2 separate regions of the Homo sapiens genome follow, and region 2 is linked to region 1. A link is an interaction called in ENCODE POLR2A ChIA-PET data of the cell type or tissue named here. Cell type or tissue: PC-3. All regions are shown on one strand. Each heading gives the region's core, and the rest is flanking DNA. Links, peaks and the distances in the headings are about the cores only.

What was found. Peaks named below come from ENCODE experiments on the same cell type or tissue, not always from the same donor. Only the 100,000 strongest peaks of a DNase experiment are listed, where the experiment ranks them.
Region 2: POLR2A ChIA-PET joins it to region 1 with 14 read pairs; 4 of 35 experiments call an interaction of 5 or more read pairs at or near these places.

The regions. Positions count from the first base shown.
Region 1 is chr1:100,938,998-100,946,374 of GRCh38, forward strand. The region is part of intron 8 of SLC30A7 (solute carrier family 30 member 7); the gene reads left to right. It also overlaps the pseudogene HNRNPA1P68. Among named protein-coding and RNA genes, the nearest start is that of SLC30A7, 47 kb to the left of the region's middle. In PC-3, for the core only: no CTCF peak of the experiment used is centred there; no DNase peak of the experiment used is centred there.
Region 2 is chr1:101,173,233-101,180,609 of GRCh38, forward strand. It overlaps LOC101928334 (a long non-coding RNA gene), which reads left to right. Exons shown (of 4, transcript XR_426738.4): 4 at 2,296-3,323. Among named protein-coding and RNA genes, the nearest start is that of S1PR1-DT, 60 kb to the right of the region's middle. In PC-3, for the core only: no CTCF peak of the experiment used is centred there; no DNase peak of the experiment used is centred there; H3K27ac peaks cover 832 bases.

The DNA.
Region 1 (7,377 bases), core at 2,931-5,430:
GTTCCCATGTTTATGGCCATGTGTAAATCAATAGATAATTCCTTAACATGATAAATTACATGCATCACAGCCCTAAAGTCTAAATCCCTTTCTTAAGGTGTAACACTAGAGGCATTACTACCAAAATAGGGAACTAGACAAGGATTCTCTCTGTTGCCTCTGCTATTTAACATAGTATTAGTGATCATTAGCCAGTAACATTAAACAAGAGAAAGTATTTGAGACTTAGAAATTGGAGCAATGGTTTTTTTAATGCCAAGTGTATAATTATATGTCTGTAAAGCCCGTGAAAGTTGATGGGAAAACTATGACAGACAATTTAGCAAAGTTACAGATATAAGATTGATATGCAAAAATCAATGTTCTTTATATATATAAACAAATTCCAACTGAATGATGTAATTAAAGAGAAGACACCTCTTCAGTAGCAACAACAAAGATAACGTAGAGGTTAAATGAGTAAAATTTACACAAGGAATTTAAACCCTTTAAAAAACACAGAAGTCGACTCGAACAGAGCCTTTTTTGTCAACTATGACATTTTTGAAGAATCAGCTGGCCGGGCGCGGTGGCTCTCGCCTGTAATCCCAGCACTTTGGGAGGCCAGGGTGGGCAGATCACGAGGTCAGGAGATCGAGACCAACCTGGCTAACACAGTGAAACCCTGTCTCTACTTAAAAAAAAAAAAAAAAATACAAAAAATTAGCTGGGCATGGTGGTGGGCACCTGTAGTCCCAGCTACTTGAGAGGCTGAGGCAGGAGAATGGCATGAACCCAGGAGGTGGAGCTTGCAGTGAGCTGAGATCGTGCCACTGCACTCCAGCCTGGGCAACAGAGTGAGACTCCGTCTAAAAAAAAAAAAAACAGCAACATGTCAATGCTTTTTGTGTTTATTTATAAAAGTTTTAAAATATTCAAATAAAAATACCAGTAGGTCCTTTTATTCTGAGGAGGAAGTAGTAAAAATTGATTTTAAAGTTTATAAGGAAAAAACAAACAGGAGGAATAGCCAAGTAAATCCTGGAAAAGAAGATGTAAAATATAAAGCCTTTGTAATGAACATAATGAGATACCTGAAAGAGCAAGAAGACTAATGGAGCAGATTAGGAGGTCCAGAGATGGGTTTATATATATATAGTGGCTTACTAATGATAAAGACAGCACCTCAAATCAGTGGAAAAAAGATGGCTTCCCTAAAAACTGGATAGCCATTTGGAAAAAGATAAATTTAGAGCTCTATGTTATACTATATACCCGGAAACATTTCAAATGGGTTAGTGTTTTAAAAGTAAAACATGAAACCATGCTAGTATTAAAAGAAGGCATGGCTGAAATATTTACGGTAGCATGAGAATATTAAGGGGTAGCTGTGGCTCAAAACTAGAAAATCAGTAAGAGAAAAGATTAATGAATTAAGCTACATTTTTAAAAAGAAGAATTTTGGCATAAGAAGAAAGCATCATAAGGAAAGTCACAAGACACAATAAATTAGAGTAAGTATTGGCCACTTAGATCATGAAGGACTAACATTTCTAATATAAAGAGAGCTTCTAAAAATAAAAATGTAATTTAATTAAGAGACTAACTTCCTGATAGAAAACTGGGTAAAAGTATAAGTTTATTTAAGTTACAGGAAAAGAAATACAAATTTAATGTGATTAATTAATTTATTTTTAAAGACACATTCAGTGTCATGATCGGACTATAACATTTAGCAATCAACAGCATGGATGCAAAAAATAAAATCTTATATTAAAACCCTTCAGTGGACTGTTTTACACTTTCCACAGAACATAAACTAAGATAACCTGTTATTAATTGTTACATAATTAATCACAAATATAGTTTTCATGTTTTTTGCCCATATACACAAATACTGTCTAAAACATGTCTTCTTTGTAGCAGCTAGGCCCTGCCACCACTGTGCTTGGCTGAATTCACAAATCCGTTGTAACCTGTAGTTTCCCTGTCACTTCTCTGGCTCTTCTCTCCTGCTAAACTTTATTTCCTAGCAGTAATTAAAATCTGCTACTGCCATAGCTTCTGCAGCTATTGGAACTGCCACAGCCACCTTGGTTTCATAGTTTAGAAAAGAATTTGCCTCCACCACCATAGGGGCCAGATCTTCTGCCACCAAAGTTTCCTTCCTTCATGGGTTCAGAATTTGAAGACTGTTGTAATTGCCAAGATCATTGTAGCTTTCAGCACCTCCAAATTTGCTTCCATTATTACAAAATCCATTTTAACCATCCCACTGCCACCATATCCACCACCACCAGAGCTACCACCAAAGCCACCATGACCACTAAAGTTTCCACCACAACCAAAATTGCCATTCCCACCAAAACCACCTCCACAACCACCACCAAAGTTTCCAGAAGCACTTCACCCTTTTCGGCTAGATGAAGCACTAGGCATCTCTTGATTTGACACAGCTTCCCTAATTTCACAATTGTGGCCATTCACAGTATGGTATTTCAGAATGACAGTCTTATCCACAGTCATGCTTACAAAGGCAAAGCCTTTTTTCTTGCCATTGCCTTGGTCAGTCATGATTTCAATCACTTCAGTTTTTCCATACTGTTTAAAATAATCTCTTAGGTGATGTTCTTCAGTATACTCTTTAATGCCAGCAACAAATATCTTTTTCACAGTTAAGTGGGCACTGGTCTCTGAGAGTCTTCTCTTGAGACAGCTCTCTTTGGTTCCACAACTCTTCCATCCACCTTGTGTAGCTTTGCATTCATGACTGCATCTACCTCCTCCACAGTGGCATACGTGACAAACCCAAAGCCCCTGGAGTGGCATACGTGACAAACCCAAGGCCCCTGGAGTGCCTGGTGTTTGGATCTCCCATTACCACACACTCTGTGAGTGTTCCCCATTGCTCGGAATGGCTCCTCAGATCTTCCTCAGCTTTGTTTCAAAGCCAACCCTCCAATGAAAATGAAGAGCTTCCACAGCCATTCGGGCTCTTTAGAAAACTGACTGCGACGTGACGGCAGTGGGAAGAGAGATTTTAACAATGCCTCCTTGACGGCATCCTCTGGCAGGAAGCACAAACAACTTTTAGAAGAGTAGTTTAGCTCAACGTATAAGGAAGAAATAGAAATTAAAACTGCATTGAGACACCACTTCTTACCCATCAGTAGATAAATGTCCAAAGGTTTGCATAATCTTTTGGCAAGGCTATGGGTAAAATAGGTACTCTCATACTTTGCTGATAGGAATGAGAATAGTATTAACTCAGAGGAATTGGGCAATGTCTAGCAAAATTAAATATGCATATACCTTTAATTAAGCAATCACACTTTTGGGAATATATCCCAAAGGCAAATTTGCAAAAAATATAAAAGAACATATCTGTAAAGTCATTCTTTGTGCCTTTATTTGTAATAGCAAAAGATTGGAAAGAACACAAATGGCCATCTCTATGGAAAAAACACTCAAAGTGCTTTTTCTGTTCTCTCACCCAGCAACAATCAACACAGTAGACTTCTGTGAAATGTGTGGGGTTTTTTCCCCAGACACCAAGCAAGTGTTAACCTGAAATAATCGAAAGAATCAGAGTCTAGCTTTATTCAAGTGAAAAGCTGAGAATGGCCATCTGGGAAACACAAACTCCAGAGAAATGGAGTCTGTGCTCCCAAATTAAAAGTTAAGTTCTTGCTTATACAGGCAGAAAACAAATGTATTAGGGTTATAGCATTTTCTATGCAAGGCTGGTTTATGAGTTATAACAATCTAATGAGTTACAGCTTGCTTTCATTTCCTTTTCAATTTAAAAGAGTGTTTTTAACATTTCATCTTAGACATGATAGTCTGTGTATGAAAAAAGTAAAAGGGCAGTTAATCTACAGTGAAGAGAGAATGGGGCTGCCTAGGTGCCCTTTAATCATTTACAACATTTTATAAAACTATGTGGGTAAGAGAGAAGGCAAATCTAATCAGAGAAACAGTGGTTACAGTTCCCTGTTACGTGACTGAGGTCCTATAATCACATTCCTTTAAGGCTCAAAATGTTTTGAAGTTCCAACAGCTTAGATTTTGAATTACTTATTTTCACACAATCAGTTCTCCAGCAGACAGTAGCTGAGTATCCTCTAATTCAGTTCAATTCTGACACTGCCTGGAGACAGTGTGAGATCTCACAGGTTGAGGGATCCCACTTCTGATGCCATTTGCAAACCCCAGGTTAGTTTGCCTGTGCTTCTGACTGACCGGCTATAAACTGGGGATCCCACAACCCCCTCCTTGGATTCGATTAATTTACTAAAGCAGCTCACAGAACTCAGGGAAGCATGTTTACTAGCGTATTATAAAGGACATAACAAAGGATACAGAGGAAGAGATGCATGGGGTGAGGTATGGGGGAAGGATAGAGCTTCCATGTCATTTCTAGGTGAGCCACACTCCAGGAAACTTCATGTCTTCAGCTATCTGGAAGCTTCCCAAACCCTGTCCTTTTGGGTTTTTATGGAGGCTTCATTACATAGGCATGATTGATTAATTGGCCATTGGTGATCAACTTAACCTTCAGCCGCTCTCCCTATCTGGATCTTTCTAATCATGCCTTGATCTTTCTGCATGACCAGCCCACATCCTGAAGCTACCTACAGGCTGCCAGCCATCAGTCAACTCATTAGAAAGACATCACTTTAGAGAGTCCAAGGATTTTAAGAGCTGTATATCAGGAAATGGGTCAAAGACCAAATATGTATTTTGTAATATTACATCATCAGTAAAGCAGTTCTGTGCAACCTTAAAAAGGAGAATAAAGATGATCTTTATGTGGTAATGTGGTATGATTTTCAAGAATATTATTAAGAAAACAAGATAGCACTTAATATGTAGCACATGATATATAGGTTTATAGCATAAACTATATAAAAGCACTGCTACCTTTTATATAAGAAGAAGAGACATGCATATAATCTAAATGTTTTCATATAATTTTGAAAAGAAACACTGGAAGAATAAATCAAAAGCAAATATAGTTACCTTTTCGGCAGAGGAAAGGGATTAGAAGTGAGACTTTGAATTTTCATTTTATTTTATTTATATATTTTTTCGAGACAGGGTCTGGCTCTGTCACCCAGGCTAGAGTGAGGGCAGTGGCACAGTCTCTGCAGCATCTGCCTCCTGGCCTCAAGCCATCCTCCTACTTCAGCCTCCCAAGTAGCTAGGACTACAGGTGCACACCACCACGCCTGGCTAATTTTTGTAGAGATGGGGTTTTGCCATGTTGTCCAGGCTGGTCTCAAACTCCTGGACTCAAGAAATCCACCCTCCTCAGTCTCCCAAAGTGCTGGGATTATAGGTGTGAGACACCATACCCAGACAGAATATGTTTTTAAAATATTTTTGACTTTGGAATCATCCACATATTTAGCCCTTCAAAGAAAAGTAAGTCAAAAACGTGAAAAGCATATTGAGATTTTTTAACTTACTAGCTGCAAAAAGAAAAAAAAATTGGCTCCTTTTGGTTCTTTAGTTTTTTTATTTATTTATTTTTTATTTTGTTATACTTTAAGTTCTAGGGTACATGTGCACAATTTGCAGGTTTGTTAAATAGGTATGCATGTGCCATGTTGGTTTGCTGCACCCATCAACTCCTCATTTACATTAGGTATTTCTCCTAATGCTATCCCTCCCCCCACCCCCTACTCCCCGGTGTATATGTGCCACAATTTCTTAATACAGTCTATCATTGATGGACATTTGGGTTGGTTCCAAGTCTGCTATTGTGAATAGTGCCACAATAAACATACGTGTGCATGTGTCTTTATAGTAGCATGATTTATAATCCTTTGTGGGATCACTGGGTCAAGTGGTATTTCTAGTTCTAGATCCTTGAGGAATCGCCACAGTCTTCCACAATGGTTGAACTAATTTACACTCCCACCAACAGTGTAAAAGCGTTCCTATTTCTCCACAACCTCTCCAACATCTGTTGTTTCCTGACTTTTTAATGATCGCCATTCTAACTGGCATGAGATGGTATCTCATTGTGGTTGTGATTTGCATTTCTCTGATGGCCAGTGATGATGAGCATTTTTTCATGTGTCCGTTGGCTGCATAAATGTCTTCTTTTGAGAAATGTCTGTTCATATCCTTCTCCCACTTTTTGATGGGGTTGTTTTTTTCTTGTAAATTTGTTTTAAGTTCTTTGTAGATTCTGGATATTAGCCCTTTGTCAGATGGGTAGATTGCAAAAATTTTCTCCCATTCTGTAGGTTGCCTGTTCACTCTGACGGTAGTTTCTTTTGCTGTGCAGAAGCTCTTTAGTTTAATTAGATCTCATTTGTCTCTTTTGGCTTTTGTTGCCATTGCTTTTGGTGTTTTAGTCATGAAGTCCTTGCCCATGCTTATGTCCTGAATGGTATTGCCTAGGTTTTCTTCTAGGGGTTTTATGGTTTTAGGTCTAACATTTAAGTCTTTAATCCATCTTGAATTAATTTTTGTATAAGGTGTAAGGAAAGGATCCAGTTTCAGCTTTCTACATATGGCTAGCCAGTTTTCCCAGCACCATTTATTAAATAGGGAATCCTTTCCCCATTTCTTGTTTTTTTCAGGTTTGTCAAAGATCAGATGGTTGTAGATGTGTGGTATTATTTCTGGGGCCTCTGTTCTGTTCCATTGGTCTATATCTCTGTTTTGGTACCAGTAGCATGCTATTTTGGTTACTGTAGCCTCATAGTATAGTTTGAAGTCAGGTAACGTGATGCCTCCAGCTTTGTTCTTTTTGCTTAGGATTGTCTTGGCAATGCGGGCTCTTTTTTGGTTCCATATGGACTTTCAAGTAGTTTTTTCCAATTCTGTGAAGACAGTCCTTGGTAGCTTGATGGGAATGGTATTGAATCTATAAATTACCTTGGGCAGTATGGCCATTTTCATGATATTGATTCTTCCTATCCACAAGCATGAAATGTTCTTCTATTCATTTGTGTCCTCTTATTTCATTGAGCAGTGGTTTGTAGTTCTCCTTGAAGAGGTCCTTCACATCCCCTGTAAGTTGGATTCCTAGGTATTTTATTCTCTTTGAAGCAATTGTGAATGGAAGTTCACTCATGATTTGGCTCTCTCTTTGTCTGTTATCGGTGTATAGGAATGCTTGTGATTTTTGCACATTGATTTTGTATCCTGAGACTTTGCTGAAGTTGCTTATCAGCTTAAGGAGATTTTGGGCTGAGATGATGGGAGTTTTCTAAATATACATTCATGTCATCTGCAAACAGGGACAATTTGACTTCCTCTTTTCCTAATTGAATACCGTTTCTTTCTTTCTCTTGCCTGATTGCCCTGGCCAGAACTTCCAACACTATGTTGAACAGGAGTGGTGAGAGGGGGTATCCTTGTCTTGTGCCGGTTTTCAAA
Region 2 (7,377 bases), core at 2,565-5,064, 230 kb after region 1:
TAGGCTTAAAGCAGAAATATATTGGCTAGGACTCCATTGCCATTATCTAAACAAGAATTAATGAGTTTCCTAACTGGGAATGAAATAGAAGAAATGGAAAGAAGGGACAGTTTTAAAATGTAATGAAGGGAAAATTGATGCAATTGGATAACTGGTTGAATATAAGAAGCAAGACAGACTATCATAATTGTTAGATATTTCAGATAATGTGGGCATGAAAGAAAGAGATGCCAAGATGGTAGTAGGTAGTAGAGAGAAGGCCAAGGAAATACTTGTATTTCCTGAAGTTGGGAAATACTTATACTTGAAGAGTGTAGAAAGGAAGGAATCAGCAGAGAGAGCTAAGGAGAAGCAAAAGAACAATTTCACAAAAACATGGATTTAAAGAAGTAGTGGGCAGCAATATTCAGTGCCGCAGAAAAGGCTCTAGATTTTATGAGTAGGAAGTCTCGTGACCTTTAAGAGCACAGGGTTCCATAGAAGGGTGAGGACAGAAACGAAATTTGAAAGGATTAAGGAATGAGTGAAGTATAAGAAAATGTGACAGTATTTTTTCAAAATGAATAATCAAGCAATGAAACATGGAGGAACCTCAAATGCATGCCACTAAGTAAAAGAAGCCAGTGTGAAAAGGCTGCATGACTGTATGATTCGAGCTACATGGCATTCTGGAAAGGGCAAGCCATGGAGACAATGAAAAGATCAACGGCTGCCAGGGATTGCAGGGAGGAAAGGATAAACAGGCAGAGCACATCAAATTTTTAGGGCAGGGAAACTAGTCTGTATTATACTATAATGGTGGGTACATGTCATTATGCATTTGTCAAAACCTGTAAAATGTACACCAAAAGTCAACTCTAATGTACATTATGGACTGAGTGATTATGATGTGTCAGTGTAGTTCATTGGTTGGAACAAATGTACTCTGGTGGGAGACGTTAATAGTAGATGTTGGCCGGGCATGGTGGCTCACGCCTGTAATCCCAGAATTTTGGGAGGCCGAGGAGGGTGGATCACGAGGTCAGGAGTTCAAGAGCAGCCTGGCCAAGATGGTGAAACCCTGTCTCTACTAAAAATACAAAAATTAGCCCAGCATGGTAGCAGGCGCCTGTAATCCCAGCTACTTGGGAGGCTGAGGCAGAGAATCACTTGAACCCGGGAGGCAGAGGTTGAGTGAGCCGAGATCACGCCATTGCACTCCAGCCTGGCAATAGAGTGAGACTCCATCTCTAAATAAATAAATAAATAAATAAATAAATAAATAAATAAATAAATAAAATGAAGTCAATTTTAAAAGAATGTATAACCATTTTTATTAATATAAACTTCTGTGTTACATACATGTATTACTTTTATTGTATCATTTTATAGCCCTTAAAAATTTCAACAAAATGTAAAAATGTATTTTTGTGACCAATGAAATAAGTGGAGTAAAGTGATATTGTTCAGCTAAATATATGATAGATATAAGAATTTAGTTACATTTCTGGAATGACAGAGTGGTGATGAATTTTATAGCATTATGACGTAAGTAAGAAATGTTAGGTCTGTCTTCGGATGTCTATTGTATGTTCCAGTTATTTATTGCTGTGTGTAACACACCACACCAAAACTTAGTAGCTTAAAACAGTCATTTATTGTTATGTTCCATTTTTCTGGGGGTTGACGAAGCTGAGCGTTACTCACTTTTGTGTCCTTCAAATGGTTGCAGAAATATGACAGATGAGGCTGGAATTCTGAAAGCTTCTTTACTCACATGCCTGGCTCCTAGACTAGAATAGCTAGAATACCTGTGGGCTGGTCAGGATTTCTCCCTCTTTTGTCTCTCCACATAGCCATAGTGTGGCTTGGGTTTCAAACAGCGTGGCATTTCAAGACCAGGAATTCCAGGAGACCCAGGTAGAAGCTTCAAAGTGTGGGAAGTGTTGGAAGTCATACAGCGTCACTTCCACTATATTCTATTTGGCAAATCTGTCACAAATGAGCCCAGATTCAAGGGAGTAGAGCAATAGATAGATACAGGGAGGAGAGAAATTGATGGTAGCCAACTGAAAACAAGAAACAAGCTACCACAATCTATTTAGGGGATATTTATAAAAACATAGAGACACACATGCACAAACAACACACACGTACACACATACATGCAGATAAATACATTTTTATGAAAAAATTAAGAATTATTATGAATGTTCAAGTATACAATAATATGCAAAGGGAAAACCTTAATAATTAAAGTAGGAAATGAGACTAACTCTGAGAAGAGTAATCAAAGACATTGTATTTTTTTTTCAGTAAGATCAAGTAAGTCATTCCAAACTGTCTGGCGTCCTGTCCCAAAACATCTCTGAACTTCTCAGTTCAAGAAGTAAGTTCCAGAATTTATTTGGCAAAGGTAGCTTATGTTCACAGTACTGTCTCTGGTTTTCCAGTCTGTCTCCTAGTCATAGGCCCCTAAAGTCCACCAGCCCTTACACTTCCGGCTGCATGCTTGCAAAATCTACTATGTAGTTCTGATTTTGTAATTTTCATTTCAATGAGCATGAAAACTTTTAATACTGAACGTCCAGAAAAGATCTTGTTTTCTTTTATTCCCTTTCCTTTAGGTCATTTTCTTGTAGTTTTCTTCTTTCATTCAATTTTGATAAGACTTCTTTCTTTGAAAATGACATTTAAAAATAAGGTTAACACACAAGTTATTACTTTAATAAAGCACATAACGTATACCTTATAAAATATTTTGAATGCTTTAGAAACTTGTCTTTGCTGCACACAGGCAGAATGGAGTAATATTTTAAGATTTCCTGCAACTAGAAAGGTATGGAAAGTCTTACTGATTTATATTGTGTTCTGACTTCCTGAGGCAGTTTTCCTAATGCTATTCCATTTTAGTCATACCATGAAACAGAGCTTGCTCATTTATTGTGTTTTTTTTTTTTTAATCAGAATTCAGTGTAGAACTTTGTATTTCAGTTTTGTTTGTTGTTTCTTTAGCTTAATTTCTATGGAATTTTATAGTAATAGCAGTTTTATTTTATAAAAGTTCTCTTGCTGGGAGGATAATTCTGTAAGCATTTGAGAAAAGGAATTCCCAGTTCAATTTTCAAAATTATTTTCAAAAATAAATAACCTGACTATTTAACATATATAGTGTTCCAGACTTGCATTTATTGCCTGTACTATGTAATTAAAGATTTTATTATCTATAGTTACTTGGGAAGACACATCTTTTACATCAGTGTTTGTTTCTCAGGACAGGAAACATTTATTACGGTTCTTTTGTATTCCTAAAGTACCATAGTTCTTTTTTTTTTTTTTTTTTGGGGGGGAGAGAGTCTTGCTCTGTCACCCAGGCTGGAGTGCAGTGGCACGTTCTTGGCTTACTGCAGCCTCCACCTCCTGGGTTCAAGTGATTCTCCTGCCTCTGCCTCCTGAGTAGCAGGGACGACAGGCATGTGACACCACACCCGGCTAATTTTTGTATTTTGGTAGAGATGGGTTTTCACCATGTTGGCCAGGCTGGTCCTGAACTCCTGACCTCAGGTGATCTGCCTGCCTTGGCCTCCCAAAGTGCTGGGATTACAGGCGTGAGCCACCACGTCCAGCCTTAAAGCTCATACCATAGTTCTAGACAAATAATATGTAGATGCTCACTTGATAAAAGGGTGTTTATGTTGTATTCTTTCCATTTAATTCTTGTAATTTGAGTCTTACTTGCCTTCCTTAACCATACACCATAGAAACATTATAGAATTTCTTTTATTTTTTTTTCCATCAACTTTTATTTTATGTCCCAGGGTACATATGCAGGATATGCAGGTTTGTTACATAGGTAAATGTGTGTCATGTTTGTTGGCTGCACAGATCAACCCATCCCCTAGGTATTAAGTCTGTCACCCATTAGCTATTCTTCCCTGATGCTCTCCCCCAACCTTTACCCCAACACAGGCCCCTGCGTGTATTGTTCCCCCGCACCATATATCCATGTGTTCCCATCCTTCAGCTCCCACTTATAAGTGAGAACATGCGATGTTTGGTTTTCTGTTCCTGCATTAGTTTGCTGAGAATAACAGCTTCCAGCTCCATCCATGTCCCTGCAAACAACATGATCTTGTTGCTTTTTATGGCTGCATAGTATTATGGACTTTTTTATGATGTAGCTTAGTCTTAATAACATTACTGGTTATTTGTGCATAAGATCTTTCTGATTTAAATCTTTCCCCTAAATATTAAAACAGAAATGGGAAAATTTAATCTTTCTGAAAAGATCTCCTCTTTTTGTCATGTGGTTTTTAATGGCTTTTTATTAATACAGTCTCGAGCAGGGGTCTCCAACCCCCAGGCCACAGATGGGTACCAGTCAGTGCCTGTTAGGAACCATGCAGCACAGTGGGAGGTGAGTGGTGGGAGAGACAGCATTATTGCCTGAGCTCTGCCTCCTGTCAGATCAGGGGCGACATTAGATTTTCATAGCAGCAGGAACTCTATTGTGAACTGCGCATGCGAGAGATCTAGTTTGTGCTCTCCTTATGAGAATCTAATGCCTGATCATCTGAGGTGGAACGGTTTCATCCTGAAACCATTCCCCCAACCCACTCTGTGGAAAAATTGTCTTCTACAAAACCAGTCCCTGGTGCCAAAAAGGTTGGGCATTGCCATTATATATAATAGCTGAAGCGTATATACCAGGACATTTTTTTAAGTTCAAAATATAATTAGAGGCATCTCATTAAGATTTGTTTGTTTGTTTGTGACGGAGTCTCCCTCTGTCGCCAGGCTGGAATGCAGTGGTGCGATCTCAGCTCACTGCAACCTCCGCTTCTCGGGTTCAAGTGATTCTCCTGCTTCAGCCTCCCGAGTGGCTGGGACTACAGGCATGTGCCACCATGCCCAGCTAATTTTTTGTAGTTTTAGTACAGATGGGGTTTCACCACGTTGGCCAGGATGGCCTCGATCTCCTGACCTCGTGATCCTCCTGCCTCGGCCTCCCAAAGTGCTGGGATTACAGGCGTGAGCCACCACTCCTGGCCTAAGGTTTTTTTTTTTGGATTTTTTTTTTTTTAGATGGCCTCACTCTGTTCCCCTAGGCTGGAGTGCCATGGAAAGATCCTAATCTTTTCAAGGCTCACTGCAGCCTTGACCTCTTGGGGTCAAGTGATCCTCCCTGAGTAGCTAGGACCACAGGTGCATCACCTGTCTCAGCCTCCTGAGTAGCTCCTCAGCCTCCTGAGTAGCTAGGACCACAGGTGCATCACCACACCCAGCTAATGTTTTTTATTATTTTGGTACAGACAGGCTCTCCCTATGTTGCCCAGGCCGGCCTCAAACTCCTGGACTCTAGTGATCCTCCTGCCAAGTGCTTTGGGAGCACTTGGCCTCCAAAGTGCTGGTATTATATGTATGAATCACTGTGCCCAGCCCTCATTAAGATTTAAGAGAAGACTTTTACTCCCTGCATGCAATGGCTTATACTCACAAATCTCAGCAAATATCAGTTCTTCAAATGACATGACACTGACAAGAAATGGAAAGAACCGTTAAGAATAATAAAAAAGAGAAAGCTAACTTACAGTGACATAGAAAGAAATGAGACATTTCCAGAGAAGTAGTCAGTTCTTGTGATTATTAATTTTCTTCCTTCTAAACTGACTAATAAATAGCATTTTCAGTTACTTGCACCTTTGAAGCTTTCTGTAGCAGCATTGTTTCCATCACTGTGACATAAGTCTCCTGAGTACAACTCTTAAAATTAACCCTTTTGAGGTTGCCAGTGGTTTCAGTTTCTTTATATTCTTCTGCCTGTCACGCAGAAAAGTAAATCATTTTCTCTAAATTTGTCATCTTTTCTACTCTGTTATAGACCCGTCTTCATATTTTAATTTCCCTTAACTTTTGCAGTCTGAACAAATGAAGAAATCACATTTGTATCTTATTTTAAGTCCTCATCAAAAATTCAATTCCTTTTGGAGTTTTTCAAAAGCTTTCAATAGTGGAGGAGTTATAAGGAGAAGCGAGGTCAGATGGTTGACAGGAAGTGGGTAAAGTGTTTCATTGAGGAAGAGTGTGGGGTTAAAGAACACACAATAAAAGGAGACAAAGGAAGAAGTAGGGCCCCGTGGAAACAAGAGTCATAAAGACATAGAAGTGGAGTGCCAAATGTCTATATTTCTTCACAAAGATGACAAGATTTGAAAATACACGTCAGTGACAGTGGCTGGCAATCAACTACCACGATAGACCATAATGAAAGCCGGGTGGACAAGTATTCATTTCTTTGAAATGAATACTTTGAAATGAATAACTTTGAAAGGCTCAGATAAGGTCTCTGGTGTAAAGGAAAATACTCTACAAAAATTGATGCTTAAATGTACATGGGAGGAGCTTCTGACAATGTTCTATTTCTTGACTTTGTTAATGATCAATTATGCATTTTGGGATGATTCATTGAGTAATACACTAATTTGGGGCACTTTTCTGTGTGAGTGTTATATTTCAATTAAAAATGAAAGAGTAGCAAATAATAAATATTTGGCTTCCAACTTATTCAATTTTGTACTGTGTTCTTTGAGACCATTAGATTACCTAAACCAGTCATTATTTGTGTCTTTCTGAAGAGATCTGGTGATTTTCTTCTAATTCAAATCAACTCAACAAACATTTATCGAGTGGCCAAATGTGCAAGATACAAAAGGTGAAAAACTGCTCAAGAAGCTTACAGTCTAATGGGGAAATATAATGCAACGGGGTTAGAACAACAGCCTGGGCATGTAAATGGTGTCATAGTAAAAATGGGAATTCAGGAGTAGCATGGAAGAAGTAAGAGAAGGTTTTGTTCAGGAGGTGACTTTTGAGCCAATTAGCCAGTTCATACTGAAGTAGAAATTTCCTAATGTAGGAAAAGGCATTTCATACATAGGCGAAAGCATCACCCCACTATTTGTAAGTTACACGTAGATCAGTATTGCCAAGTTGTACACTTCTAGGTGGTATGAGTGGAGAGTTCAGAAGCAGACCTTATTTAAAACATTAGAAAGCCAAGTGCAGTGGCTCACACCTGTAATCCCAGCACTTTGGGAGGATCACTTGAGCCCAGGAGTTTGAAACTAGCCTGGGCAACAAAGTGAGACCCTGCCTCTACAAAAAAATTAAAAAACTAGCCAGGCGTAGTGGTTCACACCTGTTGTCCTGCTACTTGGGAGGCTAGGGCAGGAGGATTGCTTGAACCCAGAAGGTCGAGACTGCAGTGAGCCATGATCACATCACTGCCCTCCAGCCTCAGTGACAGAGCGAGACCCTGTCTCAAAAAAATATATAACAAATAAAATAAATAAGTATATAAAGAAATCATTAGAAGATCAGGCTGGGTGCGGTGGCTCA